Regions from separate parts of the Homo sapiens genome. Here regions 1 and 3 are each linked to region 2. The links are chromatin contacts, found by Hi-C or POLR2A ChIA-PET in ENCODE. All regions are on one chromosome and are shown on one strand. Each heading gives the region's core, a stretch centred on a gene start or an enhancer-like site at or near the end of the contact. The rest is flanking DNA. Distances are from core to core; before and after follow the strand shown.

What was found. A loop is a pair of places that touch in the nucleus more often than their neighbours do. ChIA-PET counts read pairs that join two places held with the same protein, here RNA polymerase II (POLR2A). Pooled maps may share reads with other maps.
Region 1: a loop to region 2 is called in a map with no recorded cell type, with 3 times the contacts of the local background. The contact joins two enhancer-like sites. A Hi-C loop is called at or near these places in 4 of 168 maps with a recorded cell type or tissue (B cell, CD4-positive, alpha-beta memory T cell, OCI-LY7 and 1 more), 7 of 37 single-sample maps with no recorded cell type and 11 of 50 pooled maps. POLR2A ChIA-PET finds 5 or more read pairs at or near these places in 5 of 52 experiments (CD4-positive, alpha-beta T cell, CD4-positive, alpha-beta memory T cell, OCI-LY7 and 2 more).
Region 3: a pooled map shows a loop between it and region 2 (5-fold over the local background). The contact joins two enhancer-like sites. A Hi-C loop is called at or near these places in 2 of 37 single-sample maps with no recorded cell type and 3 of 50 pooled maps. POLR2A ChIA-PET finds 5 or more read pairs at or near these places in 1 of 52 experiments (Panc1).

The regions. Positions count from the first base shown.
Region 1 is chr6:157,028,051-157,031,811 of GRCh38, forward strand. All of the region lies in intron 4 of ARID1B (AT-rich interaction domain 1B), which reads left to right. Among named protein-coding and RNA genes, the nearest start is that of MIR4466, 250 kb to the left of the region's middle. Within about 2 kb of position 2,166, at least 2 of the 41 ENCODE cell types and tissues checked have a DNase peak (open chromatin) inside an H3K27ac peak, as active enhancers do.
Region 2 is chr6:156,395,706-156,399,660 of GRCh38, forward strand. No RefSeq gene overlaps it. Among named protein-coding and RNA genes, the nearest start is that of SNORD28B, 19 kb to the left of the region's middle. RefSeq lists a silencer at 469-518 and enhancers at 800-1,330, 1,331-1,860. Within about 2 kb of position 1,251, at least 6 of the 41 ENCODE cell types and tissues checked have a DNase peak (open chromatin) inside an H3K27ac peak, as active enhancers do.
Region 3 is chr6:156,986,642-156,990,433 of GRCh38, forward strand. The region is part of intron 4 of ARID1B (AT-rich interaction domain 1B); the gene reads left to right. Among named protein-coding and RNA genes, the nearest start is that of MIR4466, 210 kb to the left of the region's middle. Within about 2 kb of position 1,735, at least 5 of the 41 ENCODE cell types and tissues checked have a DNase peak (open chromatin) inside an H3K27ac peak, as active enhancers do.

The DNA of each region.
Region 1 (3,761 bases), core at 916-3,415, 630 kb after region 2:
AACTGTGTGTGTATGTGTGTGTGTGTGTAAATGGTTGGGTAAATTGGGAAGTATTGCTTAAATAAAATGGCATTGAATTATGACCAAATTATATCACATAATGCAAGATAAATATTTAGAATATGACTAAACATTATCTCACTTTTTGTAAAGTTTATTAACTACCACTTACTTAGTGCTCATATGTTTTTTAACAGTCCCTCACTGCCTGGACACCCATCATTTTTATTTTCCTTCATCAAACTTTCTAGAATTTAGGAATAAGTATAGAAAGTGTTAAGAAGAAATAGTTATTAATTTGAATTATACAGAAAAATCAATCATGTAGAAATAATAATGTAATGAATAAGTATTAGTGTTTTCTAATTTAATAAGATACAGTTTACATAAAGATCTAAAGGGAAAGCATTGCTTTTATTGAAAGTACTACCTGTTTTCAAAATGTTTGATACATACACATGTGTTGCATTGGAAAGGCCAAATGAAATAATGAATAGATAACTATATTTTGGTCTATATTGTTCATGATCTCATAGCCATGTTTTTTGATAAACGCTGGAAGTATGGAAATGATGAACTTTGATACATGTGATTTCCTTAGGTATAGTGTTCTTAATGCCCCCAAATCTACAAATAATGTCATCATGTAACTGACAGGGTTACACTATTCCACTGTCTCAAGAAAATTATTTATGGAAAAGGTATGGTACTGTGACCACATAAGCCTTCTGAGTGCCGCTATTCTTCTGTAGAATTTGGGCCTGTCAGTCTCCTTTACAATCATGCCCTGTAGCATAGGCAGATATTCTTACCATCCACTGTGTTGTGGTCAGCCAACCTAAATTGGAAAGCTCAAAATTACTTTTTAAAATTGTTTGGAAGGATTGCGAACTGTATGTATTTTTATAAAATATTTACTGTAGTCTAACTGGAGTTATTTATTGGTATGATTCAAGTCTAGAAGTCATTACCTCTTAACTCAGGATGGATAGAAAAGATCTATCTTTGAGCAACATACATACTCATTTTATTGCCATCAGTTTATAAGAACTAATCCTTTTTAAGGAATTTAAGGTCTACTCTTGGCTAGAGAGACAAATGCATCAAATGCATATATATGTATTCAATATAGCAAAATTGGTTTTTGGTTTGATTTTTAGTAACAGTCATGTGTAATGCATGCAAGCATGTATCACCAACCACACATATGACTTCTACTTATATAGTTATATTAGGTAGAGCATATTTTAAACCTTGTTATATCCCCACCTGTGTCATAATGAGCTGTGTCAAATTTGGGTTCATACACATGTATTTATATTTTTATTGTTTTGTTATAGTCTTTAGCGCATTCATTCATATACATTTATTCAACAAATATTTAGTGAGCTCCTACTCTGTGTCTGGCACTCTTCCAGGTAAGAGACATGCAACAGTGAATGAGCTAGCCTGCTCTTGTGAAGTTGACATTTCAGTAAAGGGAGAAAGGTGATACACAAATGAATAAACAAGAAAATCTCAGGTGATTATACAAAAGAAGGAGAGGGATTCTCTTGAGGAGTGATTGGTACGACAGGACTGGCCATGGGATGATCTGGTAGCACAGTAATTCAGGAGGAGGGAGCAGCCAGTGCAAAGGCCCTCAGGTGAACAGTGGCCATTTGGAGGAACAGAAGGCAAGCCAGTGCAGCGGGAACATTGTGAAGAGCAGCGGGTGGCAGGACCGAGGACCTGCAAGGCAGGCGGGAGCCACGTGGTTTAGCTTCTTGTGGACCATGGTAAGCAGCTCGGCTTAATTTTACGGTCTTGGAAGACTTCGAAGGTTTTAAGGAGGGAGTGGAGATGAAAGAAGCAATTGGCTGCGTGGATGCTTTCAGAACTTCCTTTAGTGTCATGGTGTTCTTGCCTGGAACTCTGCCTGTAAATCCATGGCACCTAGAGTTCCTTTATTTAAAGTTGTACAGTGCATCAGTTAGTTTTTGCAGTAGTGCTCAGAACAGCCACCATTTATGTAGCTCATGATTCTACAGTTTGACGATTTGGGCTGGGCTCAGCTGGGTGGTTCTGGTTTGTACTGGGCTTGTTCCTTCTACTTCAGTCAGCTACTGACCTGCTAAGTGGCTCTGCTTCTCGGGCTCTTGGCTTGACTGGCTCTTGGCTAAGGCGATGTGGTAACAGGACCATGTGTTATCATCAAGCTAGTCTGGGCTTGTTCATGTGGTGGTTGGTTGTGTTTCAAGAGAATGATTAGAAGAATTGCCTCTTGAGTCCTAGACTTGGAAGTGGCACAGCATGATTGCTGCTGCAGCAGTCTCTTGACCCAGGTAAATCATAAATCCAGTCCAGATTGAGGGGTAGAGAATTAGACTCCACCTTGGGTGGAAGAGGCTATAACACCACATTGCATAGTAGTGGCTGGTTTCGCACACTTCAAGGTCTCTCTGTCTCTGAGTGATACCAAGAGTTCAAGATTGGTTCATACCAGGTGTCCTCATTGCTTTGTAAATCCTCTGTGGAGGTATCCTCACTGAGTTAGAGAACATAATTGGAAATAAGGGTGTGACCACAGTGCTGACTGACTTTGTTTTAAATTTAACAGCCTTGAATAGAAAGACACACCAGCATCCTAGTGGAGGAGATCATGTGAGCATATCACTTGCGGTGAAAAGTGTAATTATGTTAACATCACACCGCCTTGAAATTGTGTCTTAGAGTACTAAGTTTATCAAATGCTTTTTGATTGCATAGATGTATTTTTCATTGTTACCAATATTTATTGGGTCCCTGTATAGAGACAAGGTTTTAGTTCATTTCCAATACATTCAGAGGACGGCCGCTGTACTCAGCAGCACGAGGCTACCGTGCGTGTTCTTTCCACTGCTGGCTAACGGTGCACTGAGCGATTTCAGCAAGCCATGTCCTTCAGCCGTCATGTGGTCTGTCATGCTAATGAGGAGAACGAGGAGAATTAATAAGTAAAAGAGGAATGCTGGCAGTGGCTTATGGTTGGTTTTTTTTTTTCTTAAGAGTTCTATGTTTTTAATGGATTAAAATCCCAAAAAGTTAATAAAATAATAATAAAGAAAAACACGGAACAACTTCTTTGTTTGATAAAATTAAAACTTTGCAACCCATATGCTTCTCCTGCAGTTTAAATTGTCATAAATCCTGGAACATGGTTTTGGAGAGCAGTTTATTTATTAGTGTCTACTTTTCCTTAATGTAGGTAAAAGTATGATTAATGGAATAGGTTGTAGTTGGTGTATTGGACTTGTTGGCCCAATCAAGGGAGATACAGCAAACATTGTAAGGAGAGTATTTTTATCCCCTGGACACCAATGTAGGCAAAAATTATTCTTTCCAAGAGCATCTAAATTCTTGGTAATACCCTTGCAGATAAATATTATTGTGACTGGAAATTTAATCAATTTCTTGTTGATTGTTACTAGCCTCCTCTCCTCACCTTTATTCCCCTTTGGGCAGAACAGCTCACTTGTGTAATTTTGCCTTTCCCATCCTTGCCTGGAATTGGAGGCAAAATCTATATCATTTTAATGTTTAATTATGGTAAAGGTATGATATCTATAATCACTGGAAAAAATAAAGGAATATTCTTCATCACAGTTATTCAAATGGAAAATTAAAATGGAGTCACCCCCTCCTCTTGTTATTTCACAATAAATTACAGTTTGATCAAATATTTAAATGTAAAAAAGTCAAATATATTAAAAGAAAACAAATGAAATTTTTTTTTTTTTTGA
Region 2 (3,955 bases), core at 1-2,500:
CAGGTCAGTCAAGCCAACAGAAAATGGTAAATTCACATTTATGGTGTGAACCAAGGCCATCACTAATAAAACTGTAACCTCGCTGGTGGAATACTGAAATATGTCTTGACATCTTTGCAAGAGTTGTAAAGAGAGCCTGGAAAAGAAAAGGAAAGCCCAAGCATTGTTTGCATTTTCTTTTTGCATTTCATTCAGCAAAGACTTTTTAAAAACTTAGTAGAGGGTGATACCAGATGTATTTAGTCTGCAGTATGGCCAGCCTTTAAGTACATGAAGTAATCCCGTCCAAACAGCAGCACAAGTGCCTCAGTTATCTCAGGTAACCAGTTTGGAAACAGCAAGAGGGCTTTGGGTTAAATATCAGAAAATATTCATAAGACACCATAACAACAGAAACAGAGTCGAACTAAAACTTTGTGGCAAAGCCAATATGTAAATCACAGCTGGTGATTTCTGTTAGGAACTTTGGTTTGGGAGGTTTCACAGCTTCATCTCCAAAGCCCCGATTCAAAACCACAATGTTCAGCAAGTCAGTGAGATTTCATGCTTTTATCTGAAACCCAGACCGACAAATGCATCTCTTGATGCAATTCAGGATCTCTGAATCTTCGCTAAAGAACCGAGCTAACCCATGGAACGCAATCTCAAAGCCTTGCTCTTACCCAGAGAAGCACAGTTGCCACTTAAAGGTTCAATAAAAGGAGAGGTAGGGAAATGCCTGCTGCCACAGCCCATTAGTTGCTACATTTAAACCCCTACCACAGTAACCAAATGTGATTGAGGTTTCAGAAGGAAACCTACACGGTATGAAATGTAGCAATCATTGGTCTATAAATATAGGATGTTATTCACTGTCAAGTACTTTCTCTAAAGGAGGGGTAGGGGGAATTCTTACTGCAAAGGTAGGTTGCAAAATTTTTTCACCTAGAAATAATTTAGAAACCGGCTGGGGCACAATCTCATAATGTCTCAGGTGCAAAAAGTTTCTGATGCACCGGAAACAAAAGCTGGCAAAACAAAAGCGACGTCAGTTGTCTCTCTGTTCTACCAATTGAAGCTTGGGTGTAAAAGGAGAATGTTTTTTAAATCCAGGGATTAGTGAGGGACGCTAACCCCTGAACCGGGATTACTGAGGGACAGAGAAAGAAAATGTAGAGGAGGAAAAAGGAACATTTTACAAAAGATTTCCTTCGTAACTACCTTCAGACCCCGGGGCTGCAGAAAGGAGTAGGCGGCTGCGGTGTCCTGGGCCCTGCGCGTCCACGCGTGGGAGGCGAGGCCAAGGCTGCCAGGAGGCGCTCCCGCACCCCAGGTGCGCTCCTCCAAGGAGGCCCACCCGCCTCCGCTGGCCCAGTTTTCGCTGTTTTCTCGGCGCACCACGGCGCCTGCAGTTAGTAGGCAATCCATCCCCCCGAGCTGCAGCGAGTTAAGCTGCAGGCCTTTTGTAACGGCCTCAGGTGTGAGCTGCCGCAAGCCCCCCCCACCCCCACCCCCGACCAGAGGATCACCGGCCCGGCCGAGAGGACTAGGAGCCAGGTGTGCGAGGCCGAGGGATCCACGCCGTTCCCGCCCAGCGCCCCCTGGGTTATTAGGCCTCGCTCCCCCACACAGCCCAGCTGGTAGCGAGGCCGGAATCAGGGCCCTCCGTCGGAGCTCCCACCTTTAAAAGAACGCGTCCAGAGGGCGGAGCCAGCTTAAAAGCGGGTCGAGACATTCACCTGTGGTTAGGCAAAGACACGAGAGAAATAGTTAATTCCTCAGGTGCCCCAAATCACAATAGAGCTCGGGAAGGAGGAACAACTTGACAGAGAAAAGAGGACAGGACATTGATCAGGGAAGATGTCTGCAGAGCTTGAGGTTGGGGGATTGGGTTCCAACCAGGGAAGGTAATTCTGCAAAATTGGAACACACAGGCCCTCTGTCTGTAGGCAAGTCTGACAAAGGGCACAATCCAGGAAATGGAATCGAGATGCGTCCCCTGCCTCTCAGCCTACTGACCCACTTTCCTCCGGCTACGTCTCCCCCAGATCCATGCCCCTCCTTAAATCTTCCTGCTAGCCCAGAGGGAGGAAGGATGAGGCCTGGGGATCACAATGTAGGTGGAACGAGAAACCTGGGTCTGTTTGACAGTTTCAGAAGCAAAGAAGCGTCTCTCTCTTTCCCAAAAAAAAAATCCTTTCTGAGCCCCCCTCACTCAGTCCCACCATACATACATACACAATGCACCTGAGGAGACCTCCAACTCCCTGTCAAGGAGGCTGAATTTCTACACGTAGTCGCTCATTTTGTTTAAAGCGCAGAAAACATCTGCACCTAATAAAAGATGTTAGTGTGCCATTCTAGAAAAGAGAAGCCTTTGATACATTCTTTGGTGTTAATGCTGCGGCATGAAGTATTTTCCCAGATTGCAGTCTGTTATCTGAATGGGGCAAAGATTCCCTAAGTGAAGGGAATATTGAAAGAAAGTTCTGGAGCATGCAATCCTGTCCAGTTGAAGTACTGCAGGAAAAGGAAGCACGCACACACATATGTACACAAATGCACACTCATACAGGCAAATCCTCCATGACTGTGCCTCAGAATCACCTTATTCAATTGACAGAAGCACAGTGTGACTACCATACTTTTGTTACATCCATGAAGTGTGTGTAAAGAAACACAAGTCACACGATCCTTGGCTGGCATGGCTGCCTCTGCCCTGCAAGTGCCCATGGCCACAGGGAGTTGCAATGGTACCAGCATGGGCTTTGCATTAAGTATATTTAGGTTTGAATCCTAATTCTCGCACCTTCTGACACAACCACCTGAATTCAAGTTCTGGTTCTTGCTCTCAGAAGCTGTGTGGTCTTGGGCAGGTGACCTGACTTCCCTGCCTCTCTGTTTCCTCATCTGCAGTGAGTGTAGTAACCTCAGACAATCCATGCAAAGCACTTAGCGTGGTGCCCGCCACGTGCTCAATAAAAATGAACTATCATCACTTCAATTATTAACCATTAGATTTTGGGTAATTTTCCTGCTCTCAGCCTCAGATTCCTCATCTGTAACATGGAGATGATCTTATCTACTTTGACAGGAATATTATGCAGGTTGAAGGAGATATTATGTAGGAGAGTTAGGGAGCACTCAACAGATGACAGCAGTGATGGTGATTAGGAGAAGGAGGATGAGGATGATTTTGACGTTAAATATGTTCAAGCCAAGCCAGAATATTCACAGGTACCAGCCCAAGCCCACCCGTTAACAGGAAAGGTAAGCACCCATTCACCCCTGCCTGCCCCTGGATGGTGACAATATTTGTCTCATCAGGTGGATTCTCTTTGGCCTAATTAGTTTTACGCAATTAGGTCTGAAACTACATATGATATAACCCAAATTCAGGGAATCTCAGCTATTTAATTGTTTCTTTCCTTTTTCCCTTTTCTCTAAGCTCTGATGTAAGGTAGTGTCTCAGGTAATTGACTCATCTGCCCGTATTTGTTCATTACAGCTGTTGCTAGGAAGTTATTATGTAAATGGCCCTGCTCCTCAATCTCCATTATGCTTTCTTCTTGTTATTGTGAGATGGAATTAAGTGCTAGCCCTGTATTGAGTTTTTATTAGAGTCTTTTTATACTTTCTTATTTTTCTCTCCTCCTTTATCAGTCCCTTTAGAAGTTAATCCTTTTAAGGACTTTAAAGAAGATGCAGAAATTCTTGAGCACCTTGGTGGGGAAGGGGGCTGGATTTCAAAGTGGGTTGAGCCTCTCCTTCTTCATTGTGTTGATATTTAGTACCTGGCTTCTTTAATTTTCAAAAAAAAATCAAATTTAAAACATCATCATGCTCCTATAAGCTTCACTACTTCTGATAATCAAATAGCAGGTTTCAACTTGACACATGGATAGGGTAGCAGTGTGCCACGTTCATTACCATCCCTTCTACTGGATTAGGTAACTGAGTCTAATAAAGATAAAAA
Region 3 (3,792 bases), core at 485-2,984, 590 kb after region 2:
TTACTCAGTAAATGCTTGCTGTTACTGTTGCTATGACTATTATTATTAAAGAGCTTTCGATACTTCTACACAGACTACAGTATAGTTATCTGGACCTAATTTTTTTTTAAGGCCAATGCTACCATTTTAAAAGGAAACTCAGCTGTCAGCATAATGGTAGTAAAGTGGTAGCAAAATGATAGTAAAGTGATTAAACAGGATTAAAACACAAACTGGCTGTTCATTATATGTACTTTGTATTAATAAAACAACATAGGCCGGGTGCGGTGGCTCATGCCTGTAATCCCAACACTTTGGGAGGCTGAGGTTGGCAGATCGCTTAAGCCCAGGAGTTTGAGACCAGCCTGGGCAACATAGCAAGACCCTCATCTCTACAAAAATATAAAAAATTAGTCGGGTGTGATGGTGTGCCTGTCGTCGCAGCTGCTCAGGAGGCTGAGGTGGGAGGATGGCTCTAGCCCGGGAGGTCCAGGCTGCAGTGAGCTGTGATACTGCCACTTCACTGTAGCCTCGGTGACAGAGAGAGAGAGAGAGAGAGAGAGAGAGAGAGAGAGAGACCCTGTCTCAAAAAATTAAAAAACTAAAAGCAAAATATAAGATGGGGTCACCTGTTTTTCTTCCATTCTAGAGAGATAATTACAGCTAATATTTCTGTTTCCTTTTTCTAGTCAGTTTTCTAGATACCAGTGCTAGTTTTTTTTTTTTTTGAGACGGAGTGTTGCTCTGTCTCCCAGGCTGGAGTGCAGTGGCACGATGTCCGCTCACTGCAAGCTCTGCCTCCCGGGTTCGCGCCATTCTCCTGGCTCAGCCTCCCAAGTAGCTGAGACTACAGGCGCCCGCTACTGCACCCGGCTAATTTTTTATATTTTCAGTAGAGATGGGGTTTCACCGTGTTAGCCAGGATGGTTTCGATCTCCTGACCTTGTGATCCGCCCGCCTCGGCCTCCCAAAGTGCTGGGATTACAGGCGTGAGCCACCACGCCCGGCCCAGTGCTAGTTTTGTGCCTGTATTTTCTGCTTTTTTCATTTGACATCACTTGAATTTCCTTAGCTTGTGGAATCTTTTGTTTTGTTTTGCAAACTTAATATATTCTCATACTTGATAGTTATAGTAATACATAAGCTTTAGTCATTGACAGGCCCCATTAGCCCTTGTTTATGTTATTTACCCTTCAGAGTATCTTGCTCGAATCTAGAATCGTGGCCTGTTGAGACTTTATTCCTTTGAGTTGAATAGTACCTTTCTGTACTTTCTGTAATATGTTTTTGAATATACATATGAAATACAATGCAAGTAATTAATCTATAGCAGATAATAAGTGTGTGCATGATGGTGATGTTGGGGATAATGGAATATCGTGGAAATGGTCAATATCTTAGTCTTTCTTTCATTCTAGATGCTTACTGTTGGTACATATAGGCAAAACACTCTAAAAAAATCTGATCTATTGGAATTCAGATTTGTCACAACTAGTTTTAGGGTGAAGGTAGAGGGATTATTGTTCAAGGATTTAGCTGGAGACGCACTTAGTAGTTACAAACCGGGAGCTTGAAGGGTGAGAAGGGAGTTTAAGGGGATAGGATAAAAAACAGACCAGTAATATGCTAAATAATGTAAACTTTTGGGCCAGTGACTTAATTTACATATGCCCAATTTGTGTGGTGTTTCAAAGGAACACTTCTGTTTTAAGTGAGGTGACTCACATTTTGTACTGTCTTCATTCATGCATGTGTGGTGCCTGCAGCCTGCCACTGTTTTTTGTGCTTATCTCAGGGGATTCGCTGCAAACCATGGTGAGGGGGAGGGGAGGAACGGCTAGTGCATCCATGGAGTCCTTCTCTGGCTTCTCCTGGCCACTCCTTCCATAGTTTAAATGGGGGCAGCACATCCTCTTGCTTCTACTAGGAAGTGAAAAGTCTTACTAGCAAGGAGTTAAGGACTGCCAGAGGAGCTTTCTTACCTGCCAGCTCTGGACATCTCATTTCCTGTTTGTCTGAATGCATGTGCAAGCTTAGGAACTTGCCCACTGCAGCATCCAACACAGCTGGTTTGCCTGTGTTTCAGGAGAGTGGGGAAGTGCGCTTCAATCACTTCCGACACACTTCAGCATGTTGAGCCATCTGATAGGGAGGGACATTGGTGCGTTTTACTGCCTTCTTCCTATGCACCTGGAGCTTTTGTTATCTCAACTGACCAGTTCCTTACCTGTAACCTGGATTAGGGAATGGCAGCCAGTATTCATGACAGTTGCATATGTGCGTTCTTACAATCAGAGAAATGTGCCATAAAAATAATTTCTCATTTTTTGCCTCTGTGTATTCTGCTCCTGTAGCTTGGACCCATGGCCACATTAAGGCCATGTTGTCACAGGGATCTACCATACTCTATTGACTTTTCTTGTGTTCTGCCATCCTGCTCTTACAACACAGAGAGCTGAGAGTGTTGTGATCTCCTACTCCCATTCTTTGAGCTCCCTTTTGGATTTAACTTCTTGGCCATGTTTATCATATTTTATTCGTATTACTCCTGATTATTTCACTCCCTGGTTGCTTTGCGAAACCCCTCTAAGTCAGGTCAGCCACACTATGTCTCTACTCCCACGTCTTCCATGAAACACTGCTGGGACAAAATTTCACAACTTTGGCTGTTGGCATTTTTGCTACAAAGGATCGTCTTATGTCCTGGTGGTCAAGGTGAAGTAGGATTATATCTTTTTGCGGTTATGAAGATTCCAAGCAAAAGAGAAGATAATGATGCATTTAACAGTCACAAGATAATACATGTTAATCTTCAAAAAGTTTTGGGAATTCGTCATAGCTGTACTATACAAAGCCAGTGTATAAATTGAAATTCTAAAGTTTTACTCAAAGGTAGATAGTCATTAAGTAAGGACCCTGGGGGTGATACATATTTGGCCTTTAATCCCAATTGGGCCGCCCCATAGTTGTGTGACTGTGGCCAAATTACTTAACATCTCTAAGCCTCACTTTCCCCATCTGTAAAATGGAGATGATAATCTACCCCACAGGCTAGTCTGAGGAGTCAGTGAGATTCCCCTTGACTTCAGTATTGAAATTAGCAATGTTTGCTGATTTATTAAGTGTACATCCAATAAATGCCTTGTCAAGAGTGCTGATGGCGGGGATAGTTGAGGTGATGGTGGGAGTGGCAGTAGCAGTGGTAGATGTATGTTACCTCCCGGGTGATGGGAGTCTTCTGTATTGCTGCCATGTGGGAGAATGATAGGAAATAGTGATCTCATATTTAATCAGAGGCATCTAAGCTTATGGTTGATACCTTTGATATAATTCTTGCCAATTAATTTGATTTTCAACCTTTACAATGAATAATGTAAAATTTCTTATACAGAAAGTATTTAATTCAGTGAATACTTAGGAGCACATGTTCTCTTACCGGACTTACTATTTGGGGAGCAAAAATATGAATAGGAAGTGGTGTTTGTCCTTAGAGAACTTGAGATCCAGTGAGTTGTAGAGTCAATGGACTGGTTACAGAACAGATTTCCTTAACTTTTTTTTTTTTTTTTTTTAAAGAGAGTCTCATTCTGTGGCCCAAGCTGGAGTGCAGTGGCAGCATCATAGCTCACTGCAGCCTGGAACTCCCGGCTCAAGCGATTCTCCCACCTCAGCCTCTTGAGTAGGTAGGGCTGCAGGCACACACCACCACACCGGGCTAATTTTTCAAAACAGCTTTTGTAGGCCGGGCGCTGTGGCTCACACCTGTAATCCCAGCACTTTGGGAGGCCAAGGCAGGCGGATCACAAGGTCAGG